Regions from separate parts of the Homo sapiens genome. Here region 2 is linked to region 1. A link is an interaction called in ENCODE POLR2A ChIA-PET data of the cell type or tissue named here. Cell type or tissue: CD4-positive, alpha-beta T cell. All regions are shown on one strand. Links, peaks and the distances in the headings refer to the core of each region. The heading gives the core; the rest is flanking DNA.

Region 1 (11,727 bases), core at 4,565-9,564:
GGTTTAGGGCTTTGGTCCTACCCTTTTCCTTCTCTTCTCCTAGAGCATATAGCTTCAAAGCACCTGTCTTCACTTCTCCCTGCCTTGGCTTGCCTACAGCCCTGCACACTGGCACTTTGTCTCCCTGCCTCCCTGCAGGACAAGGACTTCAAGGACAGCAGGAAAGACTTGGATCAGCTCCAAGGAAGAACTTCCTTGTCTTTCTGTTAGAGTTGCAGCTGCTGGGGGGAGGGGATCAGAATGCAGTTCTCACAGAGTTAGAGAATTCTAGAGCGGGAAGAAATCTTTGAGATTGGGCCAGGCGCAGTGGCTCACACCTGTCATCTCAGCACTTTGGGAGGACCAGGCAGGCGGATCACTTAAGGCCAGGAATCTGAGACCAGCCTGGCCAACATGGTGAAACCCCGTCTGTACTAAAAATACAAAAAAAGAAAAAAAAATTAGCCAGGCGTGTTGGTTGCGTGCCTGTAATCCTAGCTACTAGGGAGGCAAAGGTGGGAGAATCGCTTGAACCCAGGAGATGGAGGTTGCAGTGAGCCGAGATCGCGCCACTTCACTCCAGCATGAGTGGCAGAGTGAAACTTCATCTCAAAAAAAAAAAAAAAAGAAAAAAGAAAAAGAAATCTTTGAGATCATCTATCTAGTCCAGAGCTTTTTGATATTTTGTGGCAGATTTCCAATTTAAGAAATATGTTTTACATCAGGATGGGATGAATTCAGATTTCGTGGAGCCTGAAATTTGTAAAAAATTGGGGAAACTCTAAGAAAAAAGGATATAAAATGACTGATGCAAAATTATGTATTTATTTATTTATTTTTTTGAGACAGAGTTTCGCTCTTGTTGCCCAGGCTGGAGTGCAATGGCATGATCTCGGCTCACCAAAACCTCCGCCTCCCAGGTTCAAGCGATTCTCCTGCCTCAGCCTCCTGAGTAGGTGGGATGACAGGCATGCGCCACCAGGCCCGGCTAATTTTGTATTTTTAGTAGAGACGGGGTTTCTCCATATTGGTCAGGCTGGTCTCGAATTCCTGATCTCAGGTGATTCACCTACCTCGGCCTCCCAAAGTGCTGGGATTACAGGCGTGAGCCACCACGCCCTGCTTATGTATTTATTTAGAGTGAGAAATAGATAAAAAACTTTAAAATGTTGGCAAATACCATAATTATTAAATCAGAACAATAAGATATTTTTACTTAAGCACCTGACATGCCACTGTAATACATTTTTTTCCTACAATTTTGGGCCACGTGCTTGTTATGTAGCAATGATTTTATTTTATTTTATTTTCTATTTTAATTTTTATTTATTTATTTATTTTTTGAGATGGAGGCTTGCTCTGTCCCCCAGGCTGGAGTGCAGTGGCGCAATCTCAGCTCAGTGCAACCTCTGCCTCCTAGGTTCAAGCGATTCTCCTGCTTCAGCCTCCTGAGTAGCTGGGACTATAGGCACGTGCCACCACTCCTGGCTAATATTTTGTATTTTTAGTAGAGACAGGGTTTCATTGTGTTAGCCAGGATGGTCTCGATCTCCTGACCTCATGATCCACCCGCCTCGGCCTTCCAAAGTGCTGGGATTACAGGCGTGAGCCACTGCGCCCGGCCTTATTTTTATTTTTTTTGAGATGGAGTCTCACTCTGTCACCCAGGCTGGAGTGCAGTGGCGCGACCTTGGCTCACTACAACCTCCAGTTTCTGGGCTCAAGCGATTCTCCTGCCTCAGCTTCCCGAGTAGCTGGAACTGCAGGCATGCACCACCACGCCTGGATAATTTTTGTATTTTTAGTAGAGGCGGGGTTTCACCATGTTGGCTGGGTTGGTCTCAGACTCCTGGCCTCAAGTTACCGCCCACCTTGGCCTCCCAAAGTGCTGGGATTACAGGGGTGAGCCACCACGCCTGGCCTCTATTTTTATTTTTTTAGAGATGAGGTCTTACTCTGTCATCCAGGCTGGAGTGCAGCGGCATGATCATGAAGTTCACTGCAGCCTCGAACTTCTGGGAACAAGGGATCCTCCTGCCTCAGCCTCCCCACTAGCTGGGACTATAGGCATGCACCACCATGGCCAGCTTATATTTTCTTTTTTTTGAGATAGAGTCTCACTCTGTCGCCCAGGCTGGAGTGCAGTGGCATGACCTTGGCTCACTACAACCTCTGTCTCCTGGGTTCAAGCGATTCTGCCTCAGCCTCCCGAGTAGCTGGGATTACAGGTGCCTGCCACTACGCCTGGATAATTTTTGTATTTTTAGTAGAGACGGGATTTCACCACGTTGGCTGGTCTCAAACCCCCGACCTCAGGTGATCCGCCTGCCTCAGCCTCCCAAATTGCTAGGATTACAGGCGTGAACCACCGCGCCCAGCCTCCAGATTATATTTTCTATAAAGGGAAAGACAAGTCAGCTTTCTGGCATGGTTGATCAAAAAATGTTTTTTACTTTTTTATTTTAGGAAAGTTTTTCTCAGTGTCATATTGTGTTGTTGGTAATGTGTTACATGCTGAGACACAGCTCGTGTGTCATGCCGTGTAAATCACGAGGTGTAGAAACATTTGCTGTTTGCAGTACTGCTTCAGGTTTGTGCTCTGCAAAAGCATTCTGATCAATTCGACTGCATATGCTTTCTAACAAAAAACCAAATCTTGCGTGGTACACTTGTAATTACATATGCAACGTTATTAACTATGTTCGCAATAGGCAGGAGTTCTATTCTAACCAAGTATCAATGGGAACTGAATCATCCATTTATAATTTAATGCATCTGATAATTGGAAGAATTTTCTACAGACTAGCTTCTGCTTCCCTACAATGCAGACCTTGTTTCTCCTCCCAGGACCACATTCTTCCCATGTCGGGCATCTAGGATGTATACCGTGGTCATAGAGTGACCCCTGTCCCTGCACCTTTAGGTCAGGATGCCAGATGTGTCAGGGGGGTTCCAGGAGTATTTCTGGAAGCCATTCCTACACTAGGGCCACTGGCAATCACGTAACTAGTCACAGAAGTGACTGTGAACCTTATAACTATAACCCACTGATTTCAATTTTTTTTTTTTTGAGGCGGAGTCTCATTCTGTTGCCCAGGCTGGAGTGCAGTGGCGTGATCTCGGCTCACTGCAACCTCTACCTCCTGGGTTCCAGTGATTCTCCTGCCTCAGCCTCTTGAGTAGCTGGGATTACAGGTGCCCATCATCATGCCCGGCTAATTTTTACTTATTTATTTATTTATTTATTTTTAGACGGACTCTCGCTCTGTCGCCTAGGCTGGAGTGCAGTGGCACGATCTCGGCTCACTGCAAGCTCCGCCTCTCGGGTTCAAGTGAGTCCCCTGCCTCAGGCTCCCAGGTAGCTGGGACTACAGGCGTGCGCCACCACGCCCAGCTAATTTTTTGTATTTTAGTAGAGATGGGGTTTCATCATGTTGGCCAGGATGGTCTCGATATGACCGCGTGATCTGCCCACCTCGGTCTCCCAAAGTGCCGGGATTACAGGTGTGAGCCACCGCGCCTGGCCTGTTTTTTGTGTTTTTTTTTTTGGTATTTTTAGTAGAGACAGGGTTTTACTATATGTTAGGCAGGCTGGTCTCGAAATCCTGATCTCAAGTGATCCACCCACCTCAGCCTCCCAAAGTGCTGAGATTACAGGTGTGAGCCACCATGCCTGGCAAACTTTAAATTAAGTGTATGTCCAACTTACCCATTAGTGGGGTCTCAAAAACGCTTATGGCCACCTCAGTATCCCCTTCCCCAGGGGAAGTGTGACAGAGAGCAAGTCAGTGGAAAGAGATAGCAGCAGCCCTGATTGTGACTTAAAACTCTTACTTTTGGGCCAGTCATGGTGGCTCACGCCTGTAATCCCAGCACTTTGGGAGGCCGAGGTGAGCGGATCACTGAGGTCACGACTTCGAGACCAGCCTGACCAACATGGAGAAACCCCATCTCTACTAAAAATGCAAAAAATTAGCCAGGCATGGTGGCGCGTGCCTGTAATCCCAGCTACTTGGGAGGCTGAGGCAGGAGAATCGCTTGAACCTGGGAGGTGGAGGTTGCAGTGAGAGAGATCATGACCTTGCAGTCCAGCCGGGCAACAAGAGTGAAGCTCCATCTCAAACACAAACAAACAAACAAAAAAACCTCTTACTTTTGCAAACTGTTCAACACATGAACACTTGCTAAGGTCTCTCCCAAGACAAGGGAGGAGCCCTGGAATTTAAGGTCTATTAGCGTCATGGAAAATCCATCTCTGACTAGGCCGGACGCCGTGGCTCACACCTGTAATCCCAGCACTTCGGGAGGCCGAGGTGGCCGGATCACCTGAGGTCAGGAGTTCGAGACCAGCCTGACCAACATGGGGAAACCGCATCTCTACTAAAAATACAAAATTAGCTGGGCGTGGTGGCGTGTGCTTGCAGTTCCAGCTACTCGGGAGGCTGAGGCAGGAGAATCCACTGAACCCGGGAGGCAGAGGTAGCAGTGAGCCGAGATTGTGACCCTGCACTCCAGCCCGGGCAACAAGAGTGAAATTCCGTCTCAAGAAGTAAAAAACAAAAACAAAAAACTCCATCTCTGACTCACACACACACACACGCACACGCGTGCACACACACGCACACATAATCAAGTTTCACACGGCAATACTTACCCTACGTGCCAGGCATACTGATATCTTCTGTTCTGTTCTCTTTGGCAGCCTACAGTTAGAAGGTGCTGGTCCAAGTCTCATTTGAGTCCAGAGTGGATTAGTGGCTTGCTGAAAGTCACAGAACCAGTAGCCCCAGAGCTTTGTCACCTGCCTCCCAGCCTGTGGGCCTTTTCTCTGCCCTCACGAAACGCCTTTTCCCTTTGGGCTGCCTTTTGCTGTGGGTCTCTTTTTCTGCTGGGAAAGGGCTGGATTGGGTCAGGGGCCATTTCTACTTGCTTCTCTGTATATCCATGGGCCCTACTCACAGAGGTTCAGGAGATGGTGGTTGAATGAATGGAATGAATGCAAACAAACACTTGGCCTTTATCCAGTTCATATCCATCACTTTTTCACTGACCTCCAGACCTGAACCCACAATTCACCTTCAGGTGACAACTCAGGAACCCCACAGCGCCACCGTGAACGGTTGGGCAGGTTGCGCACTGCACATAGCACCTGGCTAAGCATTCAACCAGACATCCAGCTCACCTCCATCTGCCAAACCCCTCATCCTGGGGTGGGTTATACCTTTTCCTAATTTGCACAAAAGCACTGATGGGTTAGCGTCAACCCTGCCCTCAGACCTGGGTTCTTACTTCCTGGGCAACTTGGGGCAAATTACCTAACCTCTCTAAGTTTGCTCCTCTGTAAAATGGAGACTGTAATACCTACTTCAAGGGTTGGCATGTGGTTAAAGTGATAGCATATGCACAAAGTCAGCGCTCAGTTGTCCCCTAGAAATCATGACACGCTTGCACAAAGGGCCACGTTCACAGAGGATCATGCAGGTTTGCTCGTAAAAGTCAAAGACTAGAAACAACCTAAATGTCCACCAGTAGGTGACTGGCTGAAAATGTCGAAGGTGGAATACATCCCAGCCTTTAGAAAGAGAAAAGTGTTGGCCAGGCACGGTGGCTCATGCCTGTAATCCCAGCACTTTGGGAGGCCGAGGCAGGCGGATCATGAGGTCAGGAGATTGAGACCATCCTGTCTAACATGGTGAAACCCCGTCTCTACTAAAAATACAAAAAATTAGCTGGGCGTGGTGGCGGGCGCCTGTAGTCCCAGCTACTCGGGAGGCTGAGGCAGGAGAATGGTGTGAACCCGGGAGGCAGGGCTTGCAGTGAGCCAAGATTGCGCCGCTGCACTCCAGCCTGGGCGACAGAGCGAGACTCTGCTCAAAAAAAAAAAAAGAGAAATGTGTTTCACTGAGATGGAACAATTTCCAAGATATGCTGTTAAGGGAATAAAACCAAAGTACAGAACAGCCAGTATAGGCCAGGCATGGTGGCTCATGCCTGTAACCCTAGCACTTTGGGAGGCCAAGGCAGGAGGATCGCTTAAGCCCAGGGGTTCAAGACTAGCCTGGGCAACATGGCGATACCATGTCTCTACAAAAAATATAAAAATTAGCCGGATGTGGTGGCATGTACCTGTAGTCCCAACTACCTGGGGGGCTGAGGCAGGAGGATCATTTGAGCCTAAGGGGTTGAGGCTGCAGGGAGCCATGTTTGAGTCACTGCCACTGCTCTCCAGCCTGGGTGACAGAGTGAGATCCTGTCTGAGAAAAAAAAAAAAAGGGCCAGGCGCGGTGGCTCACACCTGCAATCCCAGCACTTTGAGAGGCCGAGGTGGGCGGATCATGAGGTCAGGAGATTGAGACCGTCCTGGCTAACATGGCGAAACCCTGTCTCTACTAAAAATACAAAAAATTAGCCGGCGGTGGTGGCACGCGCCTGTAGTCCTAGCTACTTGGGAGGCTGAGGCAGGAGAATTGTTTGAACCCGGGAGGCAGAGGTTGCAGTGAGCCGAGATCACACCACTGCACTCCAGCCTGGGTGACAGAGACTCCATCTCCAAAAAAAAAAAAAAAAAAAAAAAGACGCAGTCAGTGTCTGGCATGTTTTCATCTGCGTAGCACATAGAATATCCCTGGAAACAAGCATGAGAGAGATATTGGCTGTGGGGATTGAGAAAAGAGGGAGACTTGCTTTTCCCTGTAAAGCCCTTTTGAGCTGTGTGAAGTGTTTTAATCACATGCTTGTCTTAATTGTCATATTTTTAAGTAGAGGTTTAGCAATTGAAAAGCTGTTTTTCTTCCTAATTTATATTGTTCTCTTAGTGGCCAGCAGGGGGAGGTAAATGCTTTCTCTCTTCAAACATCTAAACCACCCCGTTGACAACCACCCTTCTTGAGACAGGAGAATGGCTTGAACCGGGAGGCGGAAGTTGCAGTGAGCTGAGATTGCACCACTGCACTCCAGCTCGGGTGATAGAGCAAGACTCCGTCCGGGGCGGGGAGCGCCTGGCCAATTTTAACCATCTTTAAATGTAGGATTCTGTGGCATTTATTACATTTATAACATTGTGCAACCATCACCACTATCTAGTCCCAAAACTTTTTTTATCACCCCAAACAGAAGCTCTATACCCATTAAACAGTAACTCCACTATTCTCCCATCCCCTCAGCCCCTGATAGCTTCTAATCTACTTTCTGTCTCTATAAATTGTCTATTGCAAATATTTCATATGAGTAGAATCATACAATATTTGTCCTTTTGTGTTTGGCTTCTTTCATTGAACATAATGTTTTCAAGTTTCATCCATGCTGTAGCATGCAGCATGTATCAGCACTTCATCCTTTTTCATAGCTAAATAATATTCCATTGTCTGCTGGGCACGGTGGCTCATGCTGTAGCAGGACGAGCCACAGACAAAACTCCTCAGACACCGAGTTAAAGAAGGCAGTGGTTTATTCGGCCAGGAGCATCAGGCAAGACTCCTGTCTGAAGAGCCGAGCTCCCTGAGTGAGCGATTCGTTTCCCTTTTAAGGGCTCACAACTCTAAGTGGGTCCGCATGAGAGAGTCGTGATGGATTGAGCAAGCAGAGGGTATGTGACTGGGGGCTGCATGCATCGATAATCAGAACGAAACAGAACAGGACAGGGATTTTTACAATGCCTTTCCATACAATGTCTGGAATCTATAGATAACATAACCAGTTAGGTCAGGGGTCGATCTTTAACTACCAGGCTTAGGTCAGGCAGGCCCAGGCCTGGTTTCAGGTCTGGTTCCTTGCTTTCGGGTCTGGTTCCTAGGCGCCAGGCTACCTGCCTTTAGTTTTGCTTCTCTTTCCTTTTCTGAGTATAAGACAATATAACACAATATGAGAGGATCTGTCTCTCTTCTCTCAATGCCTGTAATCCCAGCACTTTGCGAGGCTGATGTGGGTGGATCACAACGTCAGGAGTTCAAGACCTGCCTGGCCAAGATGATGAAACCCCGTCTCTACTAAAAATACAAAAATTAGCTGGGCATGGTGGCGGGTGTCTGTAATCCCAGCCACTTGGGTGGCTGAGGAAGAGAATTGCTTGAATCCGGGAGGCGGAGGTGGCAGTGAGCCGAGATCATGCCACTACACTCCAGCCTGGAAGACAGAGCAAGACTCCCTCTCAAAAAAAAAAAAAAATTCCACTGTTTGTATATACCACATTTTGTTTATCTATTCATCTTTTTTTTTTTTTTTTTTTGAGACAAGGTCTTTCTCTGTTGCCCAGGCTAGGGTGCGGTGGTGCAATCACAGCTCGCAGCCTTGGCCTCTGAAGCTTAAATGATTCTCCCACCTCAGCCTCTCAAGTAGCTGGAACTACAGGTGTGTGCCACCATACCTGGCTAATTAAAAAAAAATTTTTTTTTTGTAGAGATGAGGTCTCACTATGTTGCCCAGGCTGGTCTCGAACTCCTGCCTCAATCAGTCCTCCTGCCTCAGCCTCCCAAAATGTTGGGATTACAGGCATGAGCCACCATGCCCAGCTCCTTTCTTTCTTTCTTTTCTTTTTTTTTTTGAGACAGAGTCTTGCTCTGTGGCCCAGGCTGGAGTGCAGTGGCGTGATCTCGGCTCACTGCAACCTCTGCCTCCCAGGTTCATGCCATTCTTCTGCCTCAGCCTCCCGAGTAGCTGGGACTACAGGCGCCCGCAACCACGCCCGGCTAATTTTTTGTATTTTTTAGTAGAGACAGGGTTTCACTGTGTTAGCCAGGATGGTCTTGATCTCCTGACCTCGTGATCCTCCTGCCTCAGCCTCCCAAAGTGCTAGGATTACAGGCATAAGCCACCGCGCCGGGCCGTTAGCTCCTTTCATCTGTTGGTAGATGCTTGGGTATTTCCACCTTTGGTCTGATGAATAATGTTGCTATGAACATTGGTTTACAAATATTAGTTTGAGTTCCTGCTTTCGATTCCTTTGGGTATGTGCATACTTGGGAGTAGAATTGCTAGATCATAGGGTAATTCCATGTTTAGCTTTTTGAGGAACTGCCAAACTATTTATCATAGCAGCTGCAACATTTTACATTCCCACTAGCAACATATTATACAAGAATTGAAACTGTTTTGTTTTTTTTTTTTTGAGAAGGAGTCTTGCTTTGTCTCCTAGGCTGGATGGAGTGCAGTGGTGCCATCTTGGCTCACTGCAACCTCTACCTCCTGGGTTCAAATGATTCTTGTGCCTCAGCCTCCTGAGTAGCTGGGATTACAGGCATGAGCCACCATGCCCGGTTAATTTTTGTATTTTTAGTAGAGATGGGGTTTCACCATGTTGGCAGAGCTGATCTTGAACTCCTAACCTCAGGTAATCCACCACCCTTGGCCTCCCAAAGTGCTGGGATTACAGGTGTGAGGCATCGCGCCTGGCCAAGAATCGAAACCTTAATTTATAAAACCAAACAAGTGCCAGTTGCCTGCTAGGAAATGGACAGACTGGTGCAGCAGTGGTGAGGTCTCTTTACCTCTTTGCAAAATTGGCTCCTGTGCTGGGCTGAGGATGTGGAGTGTGAAGGCCAGAGAGGGAAGGGCTGGAGGACTCTAGGATTCTGCAGGGAACAAAGGTGGGCCAGTGAAATCCCCAGCTTGGGAGGTGGCTGGTAGGGGCAGGAGGAGCTGGCCGAGGGGGAAACTGAAACCCAGAGATCCTTAGACATTGAGCTGGAGGTCATCATACCCAACCCCTTTTGCTCCTGCTGGGGGAACAAGGGTTGGGGCTGTCACGCGTACAGAGGAGAGAATGGAGCAGAGAATGCCTGCTCCAGGAAGGTCCCAGATAAGCACCTAATTAGCAAACTAAGATGCAGGCGAGAGACCTCGCAATGGCCCAATGTATGCAGAGTGCTGAGCAAATGCCAGCCAATTAGCTATTAAATACAGAATAATAATAGTTGAGTACCTACTATGTGCCATATTCTGTATGCCAAGCCCATTACATACATTCTCTAGGAAGCTGAGGCTACCTGGCCTGCCCAAGGTCACACAGCCAGTAAGAGGCAGCGAGGACTTGAGGCCAATGCCATTCCATGAAGGTGCCGGAGCAGGCAGCAGCTCTGGACACCCAGCCACAGTCTCATCTGCTCTCCTGCAGCCCATGGTCTCCCCAGGGGCTCTGGGAATTAGGGGAGAATTCATGACCGCTCTGGTTGGTGGGTCTCGGGGGTTGTGAACTTGACCTGCAAGGGTATTACGGCACCTAGGTCCTGCTCCCATCCTAAAAATAAAGGGTCAGCTTCTGAAATGGACATTTCCCTGAAGGCCTGTACCTGTTGATTTTGGCCTTCAGGAAAATGTCCATTTAAACCAAGCTGCTTCTGGAATCCTTTGGATTCTGATTCTGGGAGATGAGGCCCTGGGGGCTCATAGGTGTTTCCCCTTGAGGAAGGAGGCTTGTATATGTACGGGGTGCTGCGGGGAGGCAGCCCAGATGGTCCTGAGACTGCAATCATCAGAAAAGCAGTGATGGCAGCAGAATCTGTGTGGCCCAGGGCAGAGCTGGGGCCAACTGTGAGAGGAAGGGGATTGCCCCCAGGGACAGACTTCAGTAAGAGTGGGGGTTTCCAGTGGCCATAGGTGCTCAGGGTGGATCAGAAGCCTTGGGAGTGGGTGTGCTCCTGCGACTAGGGCTGCACTTGGCGGGGGACCTCCTTTGGTTGTTTACCACATTAGAGATGGATAAATGCTCCTCTCCCTGCTTGGCAAACACAAAGATTGAGGCGGATATAGTCCTGTCCTTGGCAGATATAATCCTGCCAGAAGCTGGGGGTGGGGTGGGAATGCTGGGGTGAGCAGCGTTGCTTCATTGCTTCTGTTGTTTTAGCCTCTCCTCACCATCCCCAGGTACCCGCCCGCATGGACAGCTGTGACTGGGTGATTAAGATGCAGAAGGCTCAGGTCAGGCGCTGTGGCTCACGCCTGTAATCCCAGCACCTTGGGAAGCCAAGGCAGGCAGATCACCTGCGGTCAGGAGTTCAGGAAAAGCCTGGCCAACATGGTGAAACCTCGTCTCTACTACAAATACAAAAATTAGTCGGGCGTGATGGCGGGTGCCTATAATCCCAGCTACTTGGGAGGCTGAAGCAGGAGAATCACTTGAACCTGGAAGGTGGAGGTCACAGTGAGCCGAGATTGCACCACTGCAGTCCAGCCTGGGCAACAGAGCGAGACTCTGTCTCAAAAAAAAAAAAAGGCTCCACTATCCATGGAAAGACTGTGTGGCCTGGGCCAGGGAGAAGGAACTGCACTCAGGACTCAGGTCACCTGTCTCTGAGGAAGAGCACTCAAGGACCACCCAAGTCACAGAAGCAGCTTGGTTTATATCTTCAATTTCTAAAGACACAGAGATGGAAAATCTTCTTGCCACTTATAAGAAGGTGGACACAGAACCTGATGATCTTTTCTGTAAATCCACCCAGCACCACACGTGCATAAGTTGGCGTGGCCCTGAGACGGAGGCTTCCTGGTTCAAAAGGCTGGGATGATAAGCCAGGGAGGGGGCAGGAGGGATGGAGGGAGGGGCCGTGCTGCACCAGATTGGGGCCCTGAAGATACCCACCCTTTGGGGCTCTATGATGAGCAATTCCTCCTGCTGATCCACCATCCATGCACCCACCCCTCCCTCCACCTCCTCACCCATCCACCCACTTAACCATGCATCTTTTTTCTTTTTTCTTTTTCTTTTCTTTTTTTTGAGATGCAGTCTCACTCTATTGCCCAGGCTGGAGTGCAATG
Region 2 (11,727 bases), core at 4,184-9,183, 120 kb after region 1:
TCAGCCTCTCCCACCCCTACCCCCATTCCGTCACTGTTGACCGACTGTGGGGGTGCTTGGGGACCCTGGCTTGGAACCCCCCCAACAAGTTCACTGTCCCCGTTTCATCCCTACAGGTGGTTCTGCCATGTGGACGATGACAACTATGTGAACCCAAGGGCGCTGCTGCAGCTTCTGAGAGCCTTCCCGCTGGCCCGCGACGTCTATGTGGGAAGGCCCAGCCTGAACCGGCCCATCCATGCCTCAGAGCCACAGCCCCACAACCGCACGGTGGGTCCCTCTCCTCCTCCTTTGCCCCTTGGCCCGCTGATCCCAAGGGCCGGGCCGGTCCTGGGGGTGGGGGTGTGCTAGAGAGGTGAGAGGGGTTCTGGGTTTCAGGTTTGGCCCTATGTGGGTTTGGGCTGGTAGCTTCCCCTCTTCAACCCTCAGTCTCTTCCTCTGTGAAATGGGGAGACTGAGATCATGCAGTCGTGGCACAGACACAGTACATAGTGAGGCCTCCATCCCCCAGGAACCACGGCTTGTCCTGGTCACTCAGGGAGCATCCAGGTGAGCTGAGGCTGTGTGACACCACAGCAGGGCTCCCAGTCACCTGGTGTCCCCATGTAGGTGTGCAGGTTGTTAAAATGCTGGAATGGCTGGGGGCAGTGGCTCATGCCTGTAATCCCAGCACTTTGGGAGGCTGAGGTGGGTGGGTGACCTGAGGTCAAGAGTTCGAGACCAGCCTGACCAATATGGTGAAACCCCGTCTCTACTAAAAATACAAAAATTAGCTGGGCATGGTGGCGGGCACCTGTAGTCCCAGCTACTCGGGAGGCTGAGAGAGGAGAATCGCTTGAACCCAGGAGGCGGAGGTTGCAGTGAGCTGAGATTGTGCCACTGCACTCCAGCCTGGGCGGCAGAGCGAGACTCCGTCCCTCCGTCAAAAAAAAAAAAAAAAATTGCTGAATACTGTGGGGCTGGGTGATTGCTGCCACCTGAGCCCCAGAACCCTTCCCCACCTTCCCCTCCTGGGGCACCCTCTCCCTCCAGACACCTCCACTAGCCTGTGACTGAAGAGTCGACACCTGGCAAAACAGGGGGCTCTGTACCCGCCTCAGTTCCTGACCTGGATGGACACTGATTTGGGTTGCCAGATTCATTAAACAAATAAATGAAAAACCACTACATCCAGTTAAACTTGACTTTCTCATAAATAATGAGGAAATTTTTAGTATAAGTATGTCCCAAATATTGCATGGTTCTCTCCCTGTCCCCAGGACCCCCTGGGCATCAGGTGTTAGAGTGGTCCTGGCCCTAGGGCTCCCTTGGCTCCAGGAAGAAGGCAGATCGGGAGGTCCCTCTCTAGAGGCAGTGCCTGGTGCAGGAGCTGGGCACACAGCGGGGCTCAACCTCCCTTCCCAGGTCCCCATCTGCTTCATTAGGAAAACCAAGAGCAGAAAACACAGAGCCTTAATTATCAGTAGCTAATCAGCCTCTGAGCCTTAATTAAATTCTTCTGGGCCCTAGGGCTCTGTGTATGAGTGATTCCAGGGGAGCCAGGGGGTCCCCCAGGCTCTCACACCACTTCACTGCTGGCGACTCACCTCTGCCTAAGCAGTTTGCCTCTGGGGTGGAGAACTGCACGCTGGAGCCTGACTCCCTGGGTTTACACGGCAGCCCTGCCACCTCCTGGCTTTGTGACCTTGACTGAGGTCACCTCACCTCTCTGTGCCTCAGTTTCCTAATCTGTGAAATGGGTGATAACAGCCCCTACTCAAAGAGTGGTCGTGAACACAGAAGAAAGAATGAAATGAGGTCATCTCTCCAAGTCCTTGGAATGAGACCTGGCACGAAGTCAACACTAGAAAGTGTTAGTGATCTGAGGCCGGGCGCGGTGGCTCATATCTGTAATCCCAGCACTTTGGGAGGCCGAGGCAGGTGAATCACCTGAGGTCAGGAGTTTGAGACCAGCCTGGCCAACAAATAGTTAAACCCTGTCTCTACTAAAAAATACAAAAATTAGTTGGGCGTGGTGGCGCACGTCTGTAGTTCCAGCTATTTGGGAAGCTGAGGCTGGAGAATCGCTTGAACCTGGGAGGCGGAGGTTGCAGTGAGCAGAGATGGTGCCACTGCACTTGAGCCTGGGCAACAGAGCAAGACTCTGTCTCTTAAAAAAAAAAAAGTGTTAGTGATTTGTATTGGACACAGCCTGACCTTTGTTTCCCAGCCACATCTTTCCTATGCACACTCAGGCCCCGTCAACCTAGGCCCACCTCTGTGGCCCAGGAGAGCAGGTGCCATGTTCGGCAGCCCCTCCCAAGCCACATGGAGTGAGGTAGAGACCTTTCTCAGGGGAAAGGGGCATGGTGGCTGGGTGGGTAAAACAACACCTGTCCCCTTTAACTGGAATTCAGCTGGACTTGAGTCTGATCAGTGACCTCACCACTCATAATTAACTATGTGACTTCGGGCCTCTGTTTTCTTATCTATAGAATGGGTGCAATAATGCCAGGTTGTAGCAAGACTCTAGTGAGATTCAAAATAAAGGGCTTTTGAGCCATGCTGGTTGGGGGTGAAGGGTGGCCTGGCTGTCCCTTTTCCCCACAACTGCCACCAGGCTCACTCTGCCCCTTGGCCTTCCTCTCTCTCAGAGGCTGGTACAGTTCTGGTTTGCCACTGGGGGTGCTGGCTTCTGCATCAATCGCAAACTGGCTTTGAAGATGGCTCCGTGGGCCAGGTAAGCAGAGACCCAGGGGTGGGCAGGAAGGCGGGGAGGGGGTGGCAGCTGGGGTACAGGAGGGGCCTTTGCAGCAGGAAGGGCTTTGAGAGTGAGCTCAGGAGAAGCTGCTCCTCATTTGCGTGTGTCACAGAGCGGCAGTTGGTGGTGAACAAGCCACCTGCCACCTGCCCTCAGGGGCTGCACGGCTGAGCGCATGACGTGCCACTCACAGGCAAGTCATGTCATCTCCAAGAGCCCCAGTCCCCCCGTCGGCACATGGACCTGATAATGCAGTGGCCAATGGTGTAGTAAGGGTTAAATGAGAAAATGTCTGGGCTGGCCCTGGTAGGTGCTATTTACCGCCCTTTTCTGACTGGTCAATGCCGTAGGGGAGGTGAAGGCCAAATCTAAGGGTCTTCAGAGGAGGGAGAAGGGCCTTCTGGGTGAGGGAAGAAGGGAAGGCTTCCAGGAAGAGGTGGTATTTGAGCTGGGACAGTCCACTATACACTGGGCCATCTAAGGGAGATGATATTACTCCTAATAGCACAGTGGGTGTACATCCTGTGATATTATTCATAATATCATCTAAGGGAGATGATATTACTCCTAATATTATGAGGGGATCTCAGGGGTAGTGGAGGCCGCAGTGTGGGTGGGGGTGGGACACAGGTGTTCTAGAAGTGGCGAGGCCTGGCTTCTGGAGGTCTTTCCGGGCTATTATTATTATTAACAGCACCATCAGCAGCCACTCCCTTGTATTGAGGACTGACTCTGAGCCAGCTCTGTGCTCCATCAAGAGGATCACAACACCTGGGGGAGAAGGTGGCATTAGTCTTGTTTCTAGATCTCAGGCAACTGAGGCACTGAGATTAAGCCAGTCTGAGGTCAGCCAGGTTCAAGGTCACTCAGCTGCTGGGTTTGGCTCCAAGGTCTGCAAGCCTTGCTACTACCCAAGCCTGCCCTGCCTTGCCCTGGCTGGGAGGGGCGCCCCAGGCAATTCATACTGGACAAGAGCGGGCTCATTGTCCTGGGGCATGTCCACAGAACTGTGTGTGTACACATGACCAGGGTCATCCGTGTGCCTGGGGTGCCCCCACCCAGGCTTCTGCCCACCTCTAAATTACCTTTGTGTGAATTAGAAAAAGCCCTCTCCCTCCAACTCCTGCAGGTGCAGCTTGAGGGCATGCAGGCTGGGGAGGGGAGTGCAGGCTGGGGAGGGGAGTGCAGGCTGGGGAGGGGAGTACAGGCTGGATTTCCACACCCACTTGCCCCTTGGACAAGCATCCAGGGCAGCGGCATTAATGGGGTATACGCGGCCAGTTGAAGTCCATGCCTGGGACTCTGTTCCTGTCTCCCCTCAGCACTGGCTGACTCCAGCCCATCCTGCAAGACTCTGTTTAGGTGGCTCATGCCTGTAATCCCAGCACTTTGGGAGGCTGAGGTGGGTGACTCACTTGAGGTTAGGAGTTCAAGACCAGCCTGGCCAACGTGGTGAAACTCTGTCTCTACTAAAAATACAAAGATTAGCCGGGCATGGCAGCGGGTGCCTGTAGTCCCAGCTATTCAGGAGGCTGAGACAGGAGAATTGCTTAAACCCAGGAGGCGGAGATTGCAGTGAGCCGAGATTGCACCACTGCACTCCAGCCTGGGCAATGAAGGGAGACTCTGTCTCAAAAACAAACAAACAAACAAACAAACAAATGAACACACAAAAAAGCTGCCACCTCCTCTGGAAAGCCCGCCTGATTCTCCCTGTACCCCCAGGCAGCATGCTTCCCTCTGACTTAGCACCACTCTTTGAAAGACCTGCTCCCTGCTCTGTCTCCCGCCAGAATAGGGGCTGCTGTTGGGGGCAGGAAGCGTTTCTTTCTCATCTCTGTATCCTCAGCCCTAGCATGGTATCTGGCACCAGCAATGAATAAATGAGTGAATGAATGAATGACAAGACAGAGAGAGAAGGAAAGGCTACATTTATAAAGGGCATCACCTTCCCATTCCCTGTTTAATCCTCACGACAGCTCCACGAAGACACGGCCATTAGCATCCCCATTTCACAGAACAGGAGACTGAGGCTGAGGCTCCCCAAGGTTCCTGACTTGCTCAAGGTCATACAGTATGCAGGAGGCAGGTGCTCTGTTCTGCCAGCTTGTCCCAGTGGAGGGCCTTCATGGGGTGGCCCACGGCTCTGGGTGTGGAGGGCCTGGGCCAGCGTCTGCAGTCTGGCTCTGTCCCTCAGTGGCTCCCGTTTCATGGACACATCTGCTCTCATCCGGCTGCCTGATGACTGCACCATGGGCTATATCATTGAGTGCAAGCTGGGCGGCCGCCTGCAGCCCAGCCCCCTCTTTCACTCCCACCTGGAGACCCTGCAGCTGCTGAGGACTGCACAGCTCCCAGAACAGGTGAGCTGGCCTTGGGGGCAGGTGGCAAATGGGAAGGGGAACCAAAGGAACATGGGGTCCCCCCAACCCTCCCTCCTGGCGTTTGAAAGAAACCTGGAACTCCAGATTATGGGTCTTGGGTATTCCCTATTGATGGGGAAACTGAGGCCTAGGGTGGCAAAGGACACCCTAAGGGTACACAGGGACTCAACCCCTTCACCTCTAACCCTCAAGGATTAGCATTTGTGAAGCTGAAATTCTTTGATCTGGTCCTCAAATGCCGGGAAGGACCTGAACAAATGAGATGAGGTTGTCTTCAGGTTCCCACCACCCTGCTCTCCACCCATACCTCTACTCAGTCTTCCATCCTCCCCACATTCCTCCCGGGGAGCCCAGCTGGCTCTTCTAATTTTACCTGTTAGGAGCCCCTTCCTTCATCAAAACTCCCCTATCCATTGCTCAGTGCTGTTCCTGCCAACCCTGAGGTTACCGGGATGGAATGGGTCTTTGGGGGGACGCTCAGCATTATGTTAGGCTGGGGGAGGAGGGGGACCCCATCCCACCACCTGGCAGGTGATACAGGTCCAACTGGCTCTGCCTCGGAGAGGCTGCCCTCTGACACTGTAGATGGTCCTGGCTGGGAGCGTCCCCGGGATCTCCTGCCCAACAGTGTGACAGAAACTCAACGTGAACTGGCTAACCTGAAAAGGAAATTGTTGGCTCACATAACTGAGAAGCTCTCCCCCAAGTTGGCCCATCCTCAGGTGGGCTCAGCCCTCATGTTGGCAAGATGGCAGCCCCAGCTTTCCCCCCACTATCGGAGGAGAGCGCCTCCTTCCTTCAGATCCCCGGGCTGGCGTTCATTGATTTGATGACTGGGCTTGGGTCAGGTGACCCATCTCCTACCAGCACCTGGAGTTAGTGTTGATTGGCCAGGCCTGGAACTGGGGTGTGAGGTTGGTCCCATTAGGATGGCAGGGCCTGAAGCCAGGAAAGAGAGGCAGATTTGAGGCAGCCCAAACCAGGGCATCCTAATGGTTAGGGTATCCTGAGTACCCACAATGCCAGGCACCACACTGGGGTCCTTCCCTTCTTTTTTTTTTTGAGATAGAGTCTCGCTCTGTTGCCCAGGTTGGAGTACAATGGCACGATTTTGGCTCTCTGCAACCTCCACCTCCCGGGTTCAAGTGATTCTCCTGCCTCAGCCTCCTGAGTAGCTGGGACTACAGGCACCCACCACCATGCCTGGCTATTTTTAGTAGAGACAGGGTTTCACCATGTTGGCCAGGCTGGTCTCGAACTCCTGACCTCAAGTAATCCACCTGCCTCAGCCTTCCAAAGTGCTGGGATTACAGGCATGAGCCACCGCACCCAGCCACCCTTCTTTAACTCTCTGGTTCCTCACAGTAGTCACATGAGGTCAGTACTAACATTATCCCCATTCTATAGATGGGGAAAATGAGACCCAGCGAGCTGAACTGACCACGGCACACAGCTAATATGGGGCAGAGGGGCACTGGAACCCTAGCTGGGTGGTCCCTATGCCCACAGTCTTTAACCACTGTGCTCTACAGCCTCTGAGCTGAAATCATGATCCATGTCGTCACTGCCTGGTGGAGTAGGGGCTCCGGGTGAAGAGGGATGTGCCAAGGCCCTCCAGTGAGTCTCAGAAAACCTCCATTCTAGTCCAGGCTTGCAGCTTACTGGAAAGCTGCCTTTTCCTGTTGAGCCTCAGTTTCCAAATCTGTAGATGGGGGTATTGTTCCAGCTTCTCAGGGGAGCTCAACTCTTGAGGGAGCAAATGGGATTAAGGGCATGGCAGTGCTCTTCCAGCTGTGAAGTGCCTTGGGGCGTGGGGTGGGCTCCCACCACCAGCGGGGAATTTCAGGTTCCCGGGCAGCTTTCCCTGCAGCTTAAAACCCCTCCTCCACCTGTGCCAGGATGCTGCCCCCTTGTGGGGATCCCCAGTGTGATGCCCCAACACTCTTCTATCTCCCTGCCCAGGTCACCCTCAGCTACGGTGTCTTTGAGGGGAAACTCAACGTCATTAAGCTACAGGGCCCCTTCTCCCCGGAGGAGGACCCCTCCAGGTGGGTCTGGGGGCTGGAACCTTGGATGGGAGGAGTGGGGGCTGAGTCCAGGCATCCAAACATGGGGGAGCTGGGAGGGAGTGGAGTGGGACAGGCTTTGGTGGCTGACAGCACAGAGCTAGGAGTGGAGGGAGTGGATTTCAGTTTCTGACCCTGCCACTGGCTTGCTGTGTGACCTTGGGCAAGTGTCTTGCCCTCTCTGGGATTCGGTCTCCCATTAGTAACACCTGGAGGCTGGCCATGATGGATCTGAAGAGCTCTCCCAGCCCCAATCCTCTGGGGTTCTTTGGGAGTCCCTGGAAGGCTGAAATGCCTTCCCTGAGCACAGGCAACGCTCTCATGGTGGAACTTCAGGCTCTGGTGGGGGATTTTTATTTTATCTCTTTTGGACTCCTTGTTTCTTTGATACTCTTAAATGCTTCTTTTAGGCAGGTAAAGGGTTGGAATAACACCTTCCAGTTCTGCCCAGAACTGGCCACGGGGAGATGGGCCACCCAAATCCGCTCCTGACTGGTCTAGAGCAGTCTTGGAGCATAGCCTGTGATATGCAGCTTCCTTTCCACACACCAGCACCTGCCAGCTGTGGCTTTTTTTTTTTTTTTTTTTTTTTTTGAGATGGAGCCTCGCTCTGTTGCCCAGGCTGGAGTGCAGTGGTGCGATCTCGACTCACTGCAACCTCCGCCCCCCGGGTTCAAACAATTCTTCTGCCTCAGCCTCCCGAATAGCTGGGATTACAGGCGCCTGCCACCATGCCTGGCTAATTTTTGTGTTTTTAGTGGAGGCGGGGTTTCACCATGTTGGCCAGGCTGGTTTCGAACTCCTGACCTCAAGTGATCCGCCTGCCTTGACCTCCCAAAGTGCTAGGATTACAGGCATGAGCCGCTGCCCCCGGCCCAGCTATGGCTTGTGATTCTGGCCAGGGGTGGCGGGATGGGGGTGGAGAGGAGTTGGGGGAGGGGACACATGGACTCTGGGCCCATCAGTCCAACCCCAGAACTGATGCTTGACCCCTTCCCAGCATCTCTGCCAACTGATGGGCTGGCTTCACCTTGCATGCCTACAGCCATGGGGAGTTCCTCCCTCCTGTGGCAGTCTGTTCCATCTCTGGGCAGCTGGACTAGCCCCAACCCTTCTATTTGCATTTCTGCTCCTTGTAGTGACATGCAATGGGTCTGGGAACTGGGGAAGGAGCCCTGATTCTGCCTTTGGAGACTTAGCAGGGACTCAGGGAGGTAACGAGTAGAGGAGGGCATGAGGTGAACTCTGGGCCCACTTGAGTGACAGAGACTTGTCCAGAGGGAGTCCTGGGGGACGGGGAGTCTGGGACACTGTGTGTGTAGGGGATGAGGGTGAGTATGCCAGTATAGGTTGTTATGGGAGAGTAAGTCAGAGCCCTGATGTTGACTGGGGAGTAGGGGCTGGCCGGGGAAGGCTTCTGTGAGGAGGTAACGTGAAGGACCTGAAGGGCTAGCAGGAGTTCGCTAGGAGAAGAGCAGGTGGCAGATCACTCCCGCAGAGGGGACAGCATATGCAAAGGCCTGATAGCAGGAGACAGGCCTTGACCTGCTCAAGGTAGGAACGGGAGACTGTGTGACTGGAATGTGGAGAAGAGGAGGGAATGGTGTCAAATTTGGTTGGGGACGTGGCAGGGGCCTCTCCAAGGCCTTTGTAGGCTCTGTCTGGACGCTTGTGATGCTTGGAGGAACCAGGGCCCCTGGCCCTGACGTTCTGCAGTGCTGCCTGTCCTGGGGCAGAGGGCTCCCATGATGCTGAGGGCCCTTGCGGCCAAGGCTGCGTTGAACAAGTTGGATATTACAAGGAGATAGAATTTGGCTCGATATAGGAACAAAAATTCAAAATTCCAAGACGAACGAAGCTGCCTTCTAGTAGGATGAGCTCCCCGTCAGCAGTGTGTAAGCCGTAGCTATACTGACAAGAGGTTTAAGAATTGCTGTTAAATTTCCTCAAAGCTTGAAGATTCTAGAAGTCATAGATTACTGCCAAATGGGTCTGGAGCCACCTAGAGATTCAGATGCATGTGATCAGATGATTGGCCTCAGCTGAGGTCTCTTTATGGCTTCTCTGGCTTTTGAAGTTTCTCCAAACTAGCGGTTCTCAAGTGGGGGTGATTTGTCTCTTAGGGGACGTCTGGCAATGTCGGAGACATTTTTGATTCTTATGATTCAGGAAGATGCTACTGGAATCTTGTGGGTAGAGCCCAGGAATGCTGTTAAATATCTCGCAAGGCACAGGACAGCTCCACAACAAAGAATTCTCTGGCCCTAAGTGTTAGTGGTGTTGAGGTAGAGAAACCCTGCTCCAAACCGCCTCTGTGGCATGTGTGCACCTAGGAGAGTGGGCTGAGAGCAGAAGTGGGGGGTGACCATCCTGTCCTTTTCTGGTCTCTCTGCAGATTTCGCTCCCTCCATTGTCTGCTCTATCCAGATACACCCTGGTGTCCCCAGCTGGGTGCCCGATGAATCCTGAACTGCTGGGCAAAGGTTGGGCAGAGACTTCTGGGTGTGCCTTGGCTCCCAAGGTGGCACTGTGGGTCCCTGGCAAGTGTCTTGTGATAGGCAGTCCCTGGCAGGGCCTTCGGGTGGTTGGCAAGCCCAGGATCTGAGTGGCAATTGGCACTGAAGGCACCCCAGGCCCCTGGGAGGTGAGTTAGACAGCCCAGGGGACCAGGTGGACCAGGTGGTGGCCAGAGAGGCTCCAGGGGCTAGACTCCCTCAGGAGGCTGAATTGAAAAAGGGCAGGGGGCACTTGAGCTGGGCTGGGGCTCAGGGGTCCTAACCCTTTAGGCAGTGACATGGCCTCTGGGTGGGGTCTGGCCGTTGGCCCTGGCTAATGTCTCTCAGTCATTCCCCTGGGGCTCAAGCGCTGGGCCGCCCACTCCTGCCTCCCTCATCTGTGTCCCGAGTTCCTGAAGGGACATGGGTGGAATGATGGCAGAATCCAGGGTCTGCAGCACCTGCTGTTGTTGCCAACCAGTCTCCCAAAGCTCCTTGCTCCCCACCCCTTGCGAACAGGACCAGATTTTGTTTGGAGCCTCAGCATGCCGGGGCCCAGATGATGGAGCATAACGGGTCCCAGCCAATTGTGATGATCCTTTTTGCTCATTTCCCAGCCTTTCTTGCTGTTAGGGGCTACCATGGGACCAGCTCTGGCCAGAGGGAACTAAGCAAATCCAATAGAGATGTTTCTGGGGAAGGTTTTGCAGCCCACTCCCCATCTTCCTGCTATAAATGTGGGTGTGATGGCTGGATCTGGGGCAGCCACCTTGCTACCATGAAGGAAAGGCCAAGACAATCATCCACAGCTATTCCCTCCAGCATCTGGTTCTGTACAAAAATTAAATGCTTATTTGTTTAAGTCTCTCTTGGTCCAGTTTTCTGTTACATGCAGCCAAATTGTTCCTGACGGGGTATGGTCTTTATCTGTCTATCACAGTGGAGATGGTGATCACTTTTGGTGGTGTGATATGATGTGTGCAAAGACCATGTTACAGAGCCTGGCACAGAGAAAGGAAGGGCAGAGTGGCTGGTGACTGTTACTAGTGTGTTTGTGAGTCCTGGTGTGTGAGGCGGTACACAGGTGTATGTGTGTGTGTGGCATGTACCTTCTACATGTGTCTGTGCATAAACATGTCCATGTGTTTTTTTTTTTTTTTTTTTTTTTTTTTGAGACAGAGTCTCACTCTGTTACCAGGCTGGAGTGCAGTGGCGCAATCTTGGCTCACTGCAACCTCCGCCTGCAGGGTTCAAGCAGTTCTCCCAATTCTCCTGCCTCAGCCCCCTGAGTAGCTGGGATTACAGGTGTGCACCACCGCGCCCAGTTAATTTCTGTATTTTCAGTAGAGACAGGGTTTTACCATGTTGGCCAGGATGGTCTCGATCTCCTGACCTTGAGATCCGCCTGCCTCGGCCTCCCAATGTACTGGGATTACAGGCGTGAGCCACCGCGCCCGGCCTGTGGTGTGTGTTTTTGTGGCTGTGTCGCACATGTGTACATGATGTATACATGTGAGCCTGTGTGCTGTGAGGTGTGGAGTGGTTCCTCCTTTTCTCTGCCCCCAGGGCCTGGGTTGGGGGAGGTCAGAGAATCAGGGAAGGCGGAATGGAGACTCAGGGCTGAGGGACTTAGCCTCAGGTATCAGATAATGGTGCCAAAGGGCGATTTGACAGCCAAGGGCAGGAACTGAATAAATGCAAGTGCCCTTGGAATTTCCGATCCCAAGGAGGTGGATGGATGAATGAAAGTGATCATGGTGAAATTTCAGGCATGGTGGCACATAGGCAGGGGAGGGTTAGAGAGGGGAGGTCTGTGTCATGCCCAGTGATGCTTGGAGTTGGGGTCACAGTGGGGCTCTCAGATGGGGAAGGAGGAGGAGAGATCCCGAGGGCCAGAGGGGCCCTGATCCAGGGAGCCAGGGCTAGGGGCTCCACCCTTGAAGAATCAGAAACTGTCTTCTGGCTACATCTGTGCTGGGGACATCTGGAACCACTGAGCACCTGAAGCCAGCCCCTTTGTTTTCCAGGGAGGAGAGGTCCAG

What was found. ChIA-PET counts read pairs that join two places held together with the same protein. Peaks named below come from ENCODE experiments on the same cell type or tissue, not always from the same donor. Only the 100,000 strongest peaks of a DNase experiment are listed, where the experiment ranks them.
Region 2: POLR2A ChIA-PET joins it to region 1 with 6 read pairs; 12 of 35 experiments call an interaction of 5 or more read pairs at or near these places.

The regions. Positions count from the first base shown.
Region 1 is chr22:37,587,799-37,599,525 of GRCh38, reverse strand. No RefSeq gene overlaps it. Among named protein-coding and RNA genes, the nearest start is that of LGALS2, 14 kb to the right of the region's middle. RefSeq lists an enhancer at 8,729-8,808. In CD4-positive, alpha-beta T cell, for the core only: a CTCF peak has its summit at 6,791 (motif pointing right); DNase peaks (open chromatin) are centred at 6,855 and 8,882; H3K4me3 peaks cover 457 bases; H3K27ac peaks cover 355 bases.
Region 2 is chr22:37,467,888-37,479,614 of GRCh38, reverse strand. It overlaps MFNG (MFNG O-fucosylpeptide 3-beta-N-acetylglucosaminyltransferase), which reads left to right. Exons shown (of 8, transcript NM_002405.4): 4 at 117-270; 5 at 2,634-2,719; 6 at 4,938-5,103; 7 at 7,087-7,172; 8 at 9,586-10,552. The coding sequence ends at 9,652. Among named protein-coding and RNA genes, the nearest start is that of MFNG, 13 kb to the left of the region's middle. RefSeq lists an enhancer at 9,871-10,372. In CD4-positive, alpha-beta T cell, for the core only: CTCF peaks have their summits at 6,851 and 7,055 (motif pointing left); a DNase peak (open chromatin) is centred at 7,024.